Regions from separate parts of the Homo sapiens genome. Here region 1 is linked to region 2. A link is a contact called in ENCODE Hi-C or POLR2A ChIA-PET data. All regions are on one chromosome and are shown on one strand. Each heading gives the region's core, a stretch centred on a gene start or an enhancer-like site at or near the end of the contact. The rest is flanking DNA. Distances are from core to core; before and after follow the strand shown. Region 1 overlaps SLC6A6 (solute carrier family 6 member 6). Region 2 overlaps LOC105376959 (a long non-coding RNA gene).

What was found. Hi-C counts contacts between places; a loop is a spot of excess contacts on that map. ChIA-PET counts read pairs that join two places held with the same protein, here RNA polymerase II (POLR2A). Pooled maps may share reads with other maps.
Region 1: a loop to region 2 is called in a map of DLD1, with 7 times the contacts of the local background. The contact joins two enhancer-like sites. A Hi-C loop is called at or near these places in 7 of 168 maps with a recorded cell type or tissue (DLD1, GM11168, adrenal gland and 3 more), 1 of 37 single-sample maps with no recorded cell type and 1 of 50 pooled maps. POLR2A ChIA-PET finds 5 or more read pairs at or near these places in 4 of 52 experiments (BJ, OCI-LY7, PC-3 and 1 more).

Annotation. Positions count from the first base shown.
Region 1 is chr3:14,477,361-14,482,634 of GRCh38, reverse strand. It overlaps SLC6A6 (solute carrier family 6 member 6), which reads right to left. Exons shown (of 15, transcript NM_003043.6): 12 at 4,067-4,169; 13 at 3,450-3,550; 14 at 794-964. Among named protein-coding and RNA genes, the nearest start is that of GRIP2, 60 kb to the left of the region's middle. Within about 2 kb of position 2,199, at least 2 of the 41 ENCODE cell types and tissues checked have a DNase peak (open chromatin) inside an H3K27ac peak, as active enhancers do.
Region 2 is chr3:14,384,217-14,389,826 of GRCh38, reverse strand. LOC105376959 (a long non-coding RNA gene) reads left to right here. Exons shown (of 8, transcript XR_007095825.1): 8 at 1-85. Among named protein-coding and RNA genes, the nearest start is that of SLC6A6, 16 kb to the left of the region's middle. Within about 2 kb of position 1,451, at least 2 of the 41 ENCODE cell types and tissues checked have a DNase peak (open chromatin) inside an H3K27ac peak, as active enhancers do.

The DNA.
Region 1 (5,274 bases), core at 950-3,449, 92 kb before region 2:
ACCCAGCCCAGCAGGGAGCCAGGGCCCCAGGACATCCTGGCTCCAGATTTTTAAAAGAGAATAACAATAAAAACAGCCCAGAACAAAACAGTGCACTCTTGGAGCCAGCCCAAGCTCAAAAGGTTAAGGGAGATTCTGAGAAAAGAATTTCTTGGAAAGAGTAGGGCCTTTGCCAGGGCCTGGGATCTCCAGGGCTGTTGGAGGAATTTCTGAGAGGAGGCTGAAGGTAGGTGGGGCCAGGGGAGGCCCCAGCAGGCACAGAGGCAGAGGTCTGGCTGCCGCCACAGATCCGGAGAAGACCCCAGCATGGGCTGGGATGATCCTAAATTTGGCTCCTCAATAAAAGAAGGCATCTGGGTGGGGCTCAGGCTTCCTCCCTAGGCTCCTGGCTTTGTCCCACCGCTTCAGGAACATGGCCCCACTGGTCCCAGGATAAAGCCCCAGCTCTTAGCTTGGCATCCAAAGCTACAGTCACCTCTCCAGCCTCACTGCCCACCCCAACTCTGCCAACACCAGGAACACCTTCCCTCTCACATTCTCCATCTGGCAAGTTCCTCCTCACCCCACAGCCCGGCTTCCAATGTCTCCATAAAGCCTTCTCCCATGTGAACTCTACTTGCTTCCCGTCTTCCCACAATGCACTCTGCTGCCCATAAGCTGAACCACTGGATGGGTGAGGGAACTATGGCTCAGAGAGGGCAGGTGACTTGCCTGAGATCACGCAGCAAACTGACAACAATCACCTTTGGCCTCGCGCCTCCCACCTCCCCTGGCCCTGGGCCCAAGCACTTACCACAAGGAACGGCCCCTCAGTCTGGCAGAGGCGGATGACGATGACCAAGGGAACGCAGAGCATGGAGGAAAGGGCCAGGCTCCAGCCCAGCCCAATGGCCCAGTTGGGGTACACGTATGTTTTGTTGTAGGTCAGGGGTACGTACTTGACGAGCGAGAAGATGAAACATCCCTGCGGAGAGATGGGGGCAGTCAGGAGAGGGGTCCTGGGCATCGGGGGGTGGGGGGCTTCTGGGACTAGGACTGGCCTCAACCTGAGGGAAGGGTCTCTCTCCTTGGGAAAGGACTGGCTCAGAACTCACACCCCTCTCTGCTGCCATAAGGATCCCCCCCGCCCCGGTAAAAACACAGTAAGTCGTTTCCCTGCTCAAAACCCTTCTGTGGCTCCCAGTGCCAGCAGATGCAGCCCAAACTCCTCGGTGCAGCCGGGAGTGTCAGCAGAAGCTGTACCCCTTCCTCCCTCATCTGCCTCAACTCTCCCTCCGTGTCCACACTCCAGCCACCCTGAAGAATTCCTTCTAGCTCCTCTGTCACTGAACTCTGGGTCTTGGCATGGGCTGTTTCCTCTGCCTGGCCCTCTTTCCCCCACATCTTCTCATCCTAACTTGGCTCCACTGGGTCTGCCTTACTTGCCCAGGCACCACCCATACCTCTCCTTCCAGAAAGCGAGTGGTTGTAACCATCTCTTGGGCACACGTGTTCTGCCAGACTGTGAGTCTGAGAGTAGGAATGTGTGTGTCTTGTCCTAGTTCTTTAACACCCAGTGCAGCTCCAGGTACATACAACAAGTGCACCATAAGTGCTAGCAGCGTAGATGAAAGCCTTTCTTCCCCCACTGCCACCCTCCATGTCTATCTCTGAGCCACCAGCAGCAGGGGCCTGGGCACCTGAGCCTTGCCCTGTTCGGTGTCCACAGCCCAGCCCTGGGTCCATGCTAATGGCTAGTGGCCATCAGCATGCATGAATGGTGGGGTGGGGTCAGCCCTGTGCCTCTAAAGGGAGCAAAGCCCACCTTTCCCTGTGAGAAGAGCACCTAAGGCTGGCTCGGGGCTCCCGGGGCTTCTGCTTCTAGTCAGAATGACAGCATCTCTGAGGAGGGCCCAGGGTGGCCTCTGATTGTTCCATAATGTGAAAATGGCCTAACTCTTCAACACCTAGTAACTGGGATTTGACAGGAAGATGCATCTTTCTAAAGCAGAGTCGGTGATGGGCAAGGGAGAGCACTAGCCTGCAGGCATCTTTTACTGGGCACCAACTGCACGTCTGGCCCTGCTGTTGTTCCCGTCCCTACGTGTAGGGCTGTGGCTCAGATGAGTGAGTCCCAAGAGATGCTGCCCTGGGCCCTCCCAAGCAGGAGGAGCTTGAGCCAGTGCCTGCCTGTTTCCCATTCCTCTCCATGAGGGTGACCTCATCTCACCACCTGGGAATGCAGCCTATCTCTGACGTATCCAGCTCCTCAGGGAGAGAGATAAGGAAACTGAGGGTCAGAGTGCTGAGAAGAGCTGCCCACAAGCAAACATTAAACCAGGATGAGAACACAGGTGGGCCAACTAAACTCATCTCCAAAGATAAACTCACCAATTGTTGTGGTTACTGGCTCTTACCATTACTTATTTTTGTGGGAGAAAGTCTGCACTTCAGAGGAAAAGGCTTCATATGCATATTAAATAACAGTAACAGTCTAAGGTCGTCAGCTGCCACCGGGGTCCTCCTTCACAGTCTCCTGGTTTTACAAGTGGGGAAACTGAGGCTCACAGAGGGAAGTGACTTGCTTGAGGTCATATCATGAGTTAACAGCAACATTGACTTAGTCTGGCCTGATAGCAGGTCACGGAGGGGAGGGCCTATTTGTCCTCAGCACCTGTCTCCTAAATCCAAGGAATATTGGGCCATTTGTGCTCCCCATAGTGGAGCCGTGAATGGCAGGATGGATGTGGTCTCCCTGGCAATAAGCTCCAATGATCACAAGTGATTGCAAACCCTGACGGCTTTGCCATGGAGGAATTCCACTCACTGGCACCCTGGAGTGCGACCATGAAGCAGACTGCATGGGCAGGTGCCAAGGCCAACTCCAACATGGTGGGCGAGAGCATCCTCGTGGGAAGAACAACGTGGCACACTGATACCCTTGGGCCTGGGTGAGTCCAAAGCTTCCCTATCCTTGGGAGAACCCAGGACTTCCCCTCTCTAAGCTACTACCCCCACCTCTCCATGGAAACACCCCATTTCCAATGTCTATGACCTCTCTACTAGATATCCCAAAGGCCCCTCTACTTCCCCAGTGACCCAAACAGAGCTCATGCGCTCTGGAAGGTTTGGGGAAAGAATGTGCTTTCAATTCTGGATCCCCTGGATTTCTCAACATGCTCCAGATACACCCTCTTCTTTTAGGATGCCTTGGCCCCGCACAGGCTGGCTCCTCTGCCAGAAATGCCCTTCTTGTTTTCTACTCCTGACAAATTCCTACTTATCCTTCAAAACTCAACTCAAGCTAACTCCCTGGAGCAGCCTTCCTCCCCTCTCCCAGGCAGCGCTGAAGCTGGGTTTATTATAAGCCCACGCTGAACAGATGCTGCATGAAAGATGGTTTAGCGGGTGAAAATGTCAAGCCCCAGGGAGAAGAGGCCACCAGCCAGAGCCACAGAAATGGAACTCACAACACAGAGAACTGGAGTGATCACAGCCCAGCTGTACTTCATCCAGGGCCCGGGCCGATAGCCAATCATGTCCTCAATACCATCATAAAGGTTATCACCTCCTGCAAGAGACAGAGGGGGACATTTTCTGACACAGCGTTCAAGGCCAGCAGCAGCTCAGGGGCCATGAGTGGGGTCTCTGGGACCTGATCCAGGCCTCTGCATCTCCACACCATGGATATACAAGTGTGGCAAAAACAGACATTTACATGAAATTCAAATATAACTCTGCATCTTGTATTTTTCTGGCAATCTGAGGCACACTCCAAACCCTAGGTGTGCAATCTTAGGCACAGCCCAAACTCAAACCCAAGGCCTCAAGGAGATAAAAAAGGAGTATTCCAGGTCCTGCACAACCAAGTTCTGAAACTGTGAAAACATCCAGTCACACCTCACACCTTTAGCACCAGGAGGATCTTCAGTGTGGCTACAGTGAGATTATTTGTGTAGTCTAGGTAGGGAGGGCCTACTGTTCAACTCAAATTGAATTTCTGTTAGTATTCTCTGCTTCTGAAGCTTCTAAGTAGAGAAGCCCAAAGGAGAGCCTTGAGAAAGGACATGAAAAAATCTGTACTCACCATATATCCAGGCAATAACAAAACATTCAAAGAATGCAACCCACAAAAGGCATACACCGCTAGCTGCATAGTAGTCAAAGAGCTGAAACACATACATGCCACCCTGTGAAGAAAAAAACCACAGAAGGTCGATTTCCTACCTGGTCTCCAATTTCTTTCATATACAAAGAGCTCTGGCATATCAATAAGATTAAAAAAACCCAAGAGAAAAATGGACAAAGACTCTGATGACCAGATAAATATACAAAAAGATGCTCAACTTCATGTTTGACAAATGTAATTAAAAACACACATACAGATAAATGAAAGCAAAATGATGGGTCCACGGGAGCCTGCTTCCCAAGGAGGTGCTTCACACCAAGTGCAGCTGACAGAGAAGACTCCAGGGTCACCCAGCTGCTCAGTGAGTGGCCCTAAAATCTGACTTCTGGGGTGGGGGTTCTTACAAATACCTCCAGAAAAACACTTTTACTTCTGGTAAGGAAAAATGGTGAAGTGAAGCCCTGAATTGGGTTTTCGGAGAACTGTTAAATGGGACCCGTTCCTGGGGAACAGGGGAGGTGGTGGGGGGGGGCATGCAGGAGAGAGCGTGCCCTGGCTTTGATGCTAGGCTTCCATTCTTAGTACAATCTTTATCTCATCTGGCTTGCCTCTTGCTAGACACGTCTTAGACGTTCCCGTTCCCTTCTGCTCTTTGCTTCCCTTGTCTGCATCTGAAATCGCCCCTCCTCCTGGCCCCTGCTCACCCTCTGAATAGTGTATGTGCCCCCTATCAACCCATACCCACCAGGACTCGGTCCTGTGGCAGGTGACCTGCAAGGTGGTGCACCTCTACGTGGTGCTGTGGTATTTCCTGGGAGGCCTGCGTTTACCCTTGAGAATGTCTCCACCCCACCCCCAGGCCTGAGAAGGGCACACAGTCAGGGGTGAACAGAGATGTTGTGAAATGGATTTCAGCTGAAGATCCTCTTCCCAGGACAGAGGGCAGCGGGTGGTCACAGTGTTGCCACAGCAACAGGCAAAATAATTGGGTAGTTTGGGTCAGCTGTGGGCTCCTGAGCCCCCTCGTGCTACCCCCAGTGTTGGTCCAAGCAGGACCCCTGAATTGGGTGGGGCTGGGAGATGAAGCCCCTACCTGGCCCTCTCACCCAGCTGCTGCCTCCACTATGGCCTTGAGGAGGGCACTGGAGCACCAAGCCTGAAACACA
Region 2 (5,610 bases), core at 202-2,701:
GAAAGCTTTACTTTTTGGCAAAATGTGTGCAAGTTGTTTAGAAGTGAGTCTGTTTGAAAAAAAAAATTAAATGAATAATGATTTAGGAGGTGAGTTTGTTTCCTAGGGCTGCTGTGATGAAGTGCCACAAACCTGGTGGCTTAAAACAACAGAAATGTGTTCTCGCACAATCCAGAGGCTGGAGTCCTAAGTCAAGGTGGTGGCTCCCTCTGAGGCTCCTGGTGGAATCCTTCTTTGCCTCTTCCTGGCATCTGGTGGCCTCTCTCAGTTCTTGGCGTTCCTTGGCTTGCAGCTGCGTCACTGCACTCCTGGCCTCTGTCATCACATAGCCATCTTCCTCTGTGTCCCTGTGTCCAAATTTTCCTCTTCTTATAAGGACTCTAGTCTATTGCATTAGGACCCACCCTAATGACGTCATCTTAACTTGATTACATCTGCAAGGACACTATCTCCAAATAAGGTCACATTCACAGGTAGCAGGAGTTAGGACTTCAACATCTCTTTTGGAGGAAACACAACGTGACCCATAACAGATGGGTTGCAGCAAAAGGAAAATTTATGCAGGAAGACCTGACAGCTAAAAGTCTGGGGAGAGCTGCTCAGGCCAATCTCTTGGGAGAGGGACTCCGGCCCTGTGCAGGGTGGCTGGGGGCGACTTGGACAATCCCAACGTCTCTCCCTGAGTCATGGTTCCCTAGGATTTTCAAACTGGGTTCCATAGAGTCCCTAGGAGATCTGGGGAGATCCAGATCTCCAGACACCCAACATCACCTCCACTTTGCTCCAACCACTATAGGGGCAGTGGCAAAATTGTTTGACTAAAAGGCACCCAAATAATTTTAAAGATAAAAGCACTTTAAAATCATCAGGTTAGGCCAGGCGTGGTGGCTCACGCCTGTAATCCCAGCACTTTGGGAGGCCGAGGCAGGTGGATCACCTGAGGTCAGGAGTTCGAGACCAGCTTGGCAAACATGGTGAAACACCATCTCCACTAAAAATATAAAACTTAGCCGGGTGAAGTGGTGTGTGCCTGTGGTCCCAGCTACTCAGGAAGCTGAGGCACGAGAAACACTTGAACCCGGGAGGTAGAGGTTGCAGTGAGCCAAGATCTAGCCACTCCACTCCAGCCTGGGTGACAGAGCAAGACTCTGTCTTGAAAAAAAAAAAAAAAAATTAGGTTAGAGGATCTGTGTCTCCTCCCAGCCCCACACATTCTGATTTTAATGTACCCTCCTGCTCTGGCTAGGAAGAAAGGACCAGGGCTGCTGCTTAATTTTCTCTGGGAAGAAAGTGTCTATTTGCCTGTTTACACAGATTTCCCCCTCAGGAACGGTCCCCGTCTCAGCTGCAGAGGAAGCAGGAGAACTCAGCTTGGGCAGTGTCGCCTTTTGCTCCCAGGCTTCCACCACTCTGGGGACCTTTCAGTTCCTCTGACTCGCAGCTGCCTCCCTTCTGACCACAGGGAGCTTGCTCACACTGTTCCTTCTGCTGGGAACATTCTGACACCCTTCACTTGGCAGGTTTCTGTGCATCCTTTGGTCCTGTCCTTGGGGAAGTCTTCCCTGGTACTCCCTATGTGAGCAAGACCCCACCGCATTCCTGTTTCATAATCTATAGAACCATGGTTCATCCTGGGGTCCACATCAGACTCATCTTAGGAGCTTCTTAAAGAGATGTCTCACCCCCTGAGATGGATTCATGTGGTGTGGTGTGAGGTCCAAGAGTCTGCCTTTAAGAAACTCCCCAGCTCACTCTCATACACAGCCAAGGTTGAGAGTCACTAAGAATTATAATGATCCAGGCCAAGTGCAGTGGCTCATGCCTGTAATCCCAGCTCTTTGAGAGGCCAAGGTGGGCGGATCACCTGAGGTCAGGAGTTTGAGACCAGCCTGACTAACATGGTGAAACCCTGTCTCTACTAAAAATACAAAAATTAGCCGGGCGTAGTGGCGGGCACCTGTAATCCCAGCTACTTGGGAGGCTGAGGCACAAGAATTGCTTGAACTCAGGAGGTGGAGGTTGCAGTGAGCTGAGATCACACCATTGCATTCCACCCTGGGCGACAGAGTGAGATTCCATCTCAAAAAAAAAAAAAAATTATAATGATCCAAAGAACCCTCTATCCACAATTTCCATATTCAAAAAGTTTTGAAAAACAAAACAAAACAAAAACCCAAATTTGGTGGCAAAACTTGAAATTTTGTGAAACTATTTAGAAACAATTTAGCTCATATACTGTGGTTCTTTTTCTTTTCTTTCTTTCTTTCTTCTTCTTTATTTTTTAGAGATGGGGCTCTCGCTATGTTGCCCTGGCTGGTTTTGAACTCCTTGATCACTCAAGTGATCCTCCTGCCTTGGCCTCCCAAAGGGTTGGAATTACAGGCTTGAGCTATCATGTCCAGCCCACCTACTGTGAATAGTCATAGATTTTGCTGTAGAAATATCAATGTGATTGATTATGGGAAGCGACTCCACACCCCACTGGGGTGACGTGTAACACTTATGGAACATGCTCCGAGTTGTCCTTCTGATAGCCAGGCACATTTGGACTCAGGAACTTGGAAAGGGAACTGTGGACTCTGGGCTATAGTTGATGATGGCTGACTTTCTAGACTGTGTCCATGTGCTGGGCTGGAGAGAAGTACTTTACGCGCTGTCTTCTCAAATCCTCATTACCTGGGAAGAAGGCATAATTTCCAAACACATTTCATAAGGAGGAAATCAGAGCTCAGAGAGAGAAGTAACTGGCCCAAGGTCTGACAGCTAGAAAGTAGGAAGGATGGAGTTCCACCCAGGCAGGCCCCAAAGCCCCTTCATTTCACAGCCTTGGTCCTTAAGTGGAAACATCATTTGAGGGATGGTGCCTGTGGCATCTGTGTGTGCTGCTAGTTGGGGTGAAGACCAGGTCTGCATGGCTTACCATCGGCTCCTGGGACCCAGCAGGGTGTCTGGTGTGTGCTGGGGGCCCAGAGTTCCCTTGGGCCAGGGTGGCAAAGCTGGCGCACTTGTCCCCTTTCCTCGGAGACCTGCATTTGGCCAGGTGCCCTGTGCCTTGGCCATCCTTCAAGCCCGAGGGACAGATTTAGTGCCCTTAATCCTCCTCTTCAGTCAAGCCCCTGCTTGTCACCGGCCTGCCTGGGACCCTTGGAGCAGCCCTCCTGGTGAGGCCTGTCTCTCCAGTCTCAAAGGCCTGAGCTCTACCCGTAGAAAGGAGCCGAACAAAGGTACCTCAGTCTGGGTCTGTGGAGCGGGTGCTGGACTGGGAATCCACCTGGCCGTTTTGTTCCTACTAGCTGGGTGACCACGTGGCAGATTGGGAAGTGGCCATAATACTTGACAGCCCTCCCCGTCAAGAGGCAGGATGCATCTGGGCTGACCCTGTGTCTTGCTTGGGGTAAGAGAATGTGGTGGGAACATGGGTGCCTAGAGGCCTCTCAGCTTCTGCTCTTGACACCAAGAGTAGCTGAGATTACAGGCGCCTGCCAACACACCCGGCTAATTTTTGTATTTCCCTTGCCATGGGGACCAGAGGCCATGTGGGGGGAGGCCCACCCGCTGACTACCTGCTCATAAGGAGCCCCTCCAGGCCAGCAGCAGACCCACCCAACTGAGCCAAGCCCAGACGGCCAACCTGCAGAACTGACAGCCAAATAGATCTTTATTGTTGAAACCCCTTACTTTCTGGATAGCTTGTTACACAGATTAAGCTAACAAACACCTTCCACTCCAATCCTCTCTAGGCTGGTGAGGAGTAAATAAGATGACACTTTGGACAGTGCCCGGCACAAAGGATGCCCAATAAATGCTGATATTCTCCTGCTTCTGTGTCAAAATACTTGTTATCGACCCAAAGAAAAGGAAGGAAGCCTCTCCTCATGGTGATTTTTACTACTATTACATTTCACCCGGGACTGGTTCCCTTCTCCTTGCCTTGGTTAAGGGAGAGGCTCCTGTTGGTGCTTTGGGGTTAGATGTCCCTCAGGAAAGCCTTCCTTGACCAGGGTGTTAGACCATGGGGAACTCACAAGAACACCCAGGAAAAGCATTCATTAAGAGAGACAAGAATTCCAACTTCAAAGGAGTCAGTCTCAGAAGAGGAGCTCATAAAAAAGCCTGAAGAGGAATGGCAGGAGGCTGAAGGAAACCAGAAGACGGAGTGTCATGGAAGCCAAAAGAAGAGCGTGGGAATCAGGAGGGAGGGAGGTGAACAGAGTCGAAGGAAGGTTCAGTGCAAGAGGATTAACAGGTGATGTGGATGTGCCTACCTGGAGATCAGCCCTCCCTGGCCCTAGCGAGATGGGATTCCATGGAGTGGAGGTGCTGGAAGTGGCTCAAGGAGGAAGCCACATGCACACGTGAAGGGCTGAAGCACATGCATATTATGTTTTCAAACACTGTCTTATGTATGTGTTTCTTCAGCTTCCGTCCAGGATTGCCTTCTGTGCTAGGGACTGGGGGTGGCAGAAGTAAATGGGACAGTCTGCGCATTTCTCTAAGAGATGTGAGGTCCATCAGGAAACACAAAGATGAAGGAGGAATGAATAAATGACAGATGATGAGTGAAGTCTCACTGGGGACCCCACCAAGGGACCCCAGCACAGAGAGTAGGGCAGCCCCACTGGCATGTCTGAGCTGTGTGATCTTGGGCAAACGACCTCACCGCATGGGCCTCTGCGTCCTCACCTAGATCGTGGAGCTGGGACAGTGCCCAGCACTTTAGGCTCTTTGGTAAGGAGGAGCGGTGAGATCCCACAAAGGGACAATGCTGTGGGTGTGAGCGGCTCCCCTTGGCCGGCAAAGCCTCCAGGGAGCTCTGCGCTTCACCTTTTTTTATTTTTATAAAGCATGTCTGGGCGGGTGTGGTGGCTCACGCCCTGTAATCTCAGCGCTTTGGAAGGCCTAGGCAGGTGGATCACGAGGTCAGGAGTTCAAGACCAGCCTGACCAAGGTAGTGAAACCCCGTCTCTACCAAAATACAAAAATTAGCCGGGTGTGTTGGCAGGCACCTGTAATCTCAGCTACTCAGGAGGCTGAGGCAGGAGAATTGCTTGAACCTGAGAGGCAGAGGTTGCAGTGAGCCGAGATCGCACCACTGCACTCCAGCCTGTGCGACAGAGCAAGACTCCATCTCAAAACAAACAAATAAACAAAAACCATGTCTGACCAGGTGGATGCCTAGTTTTATGTTTCTTTTTAGAAAGAAAAAGGAAGTGGAGAAAGGCTTACATGGTGGGGGGTGGGGGGAGGCAGGAGGAAGGAGAGGATGGGGGTAATGGCAGCAGCAATGTTGTCTTTGTTGGCCATCAATTCGTTTAATCCTCACAATAGCCTAATGAGACTAGTGCTATTATTAGCCCCACTTTGCCAACAAGGAAATAATCTACCTGGGAGTGGGTCAGAGGCAGGACTGGAATCCTGGCTGCCTGACTCCAGAGGAGGCACAGAGTTGGTGCCTGTCTGTGCAGACAGCGCCAAGGATCAGGAGCTCACAGCCTTGTGCAACAAAGGGTTGAGCCCTACCTTCTCGAGTTGTCTAGGGGCCTCCCATCTCTTGGTGCTTTCCTGCTTCTCTTTTTTTGAGATGGAGTCTGGCTCTGTCACCCAGGCTGG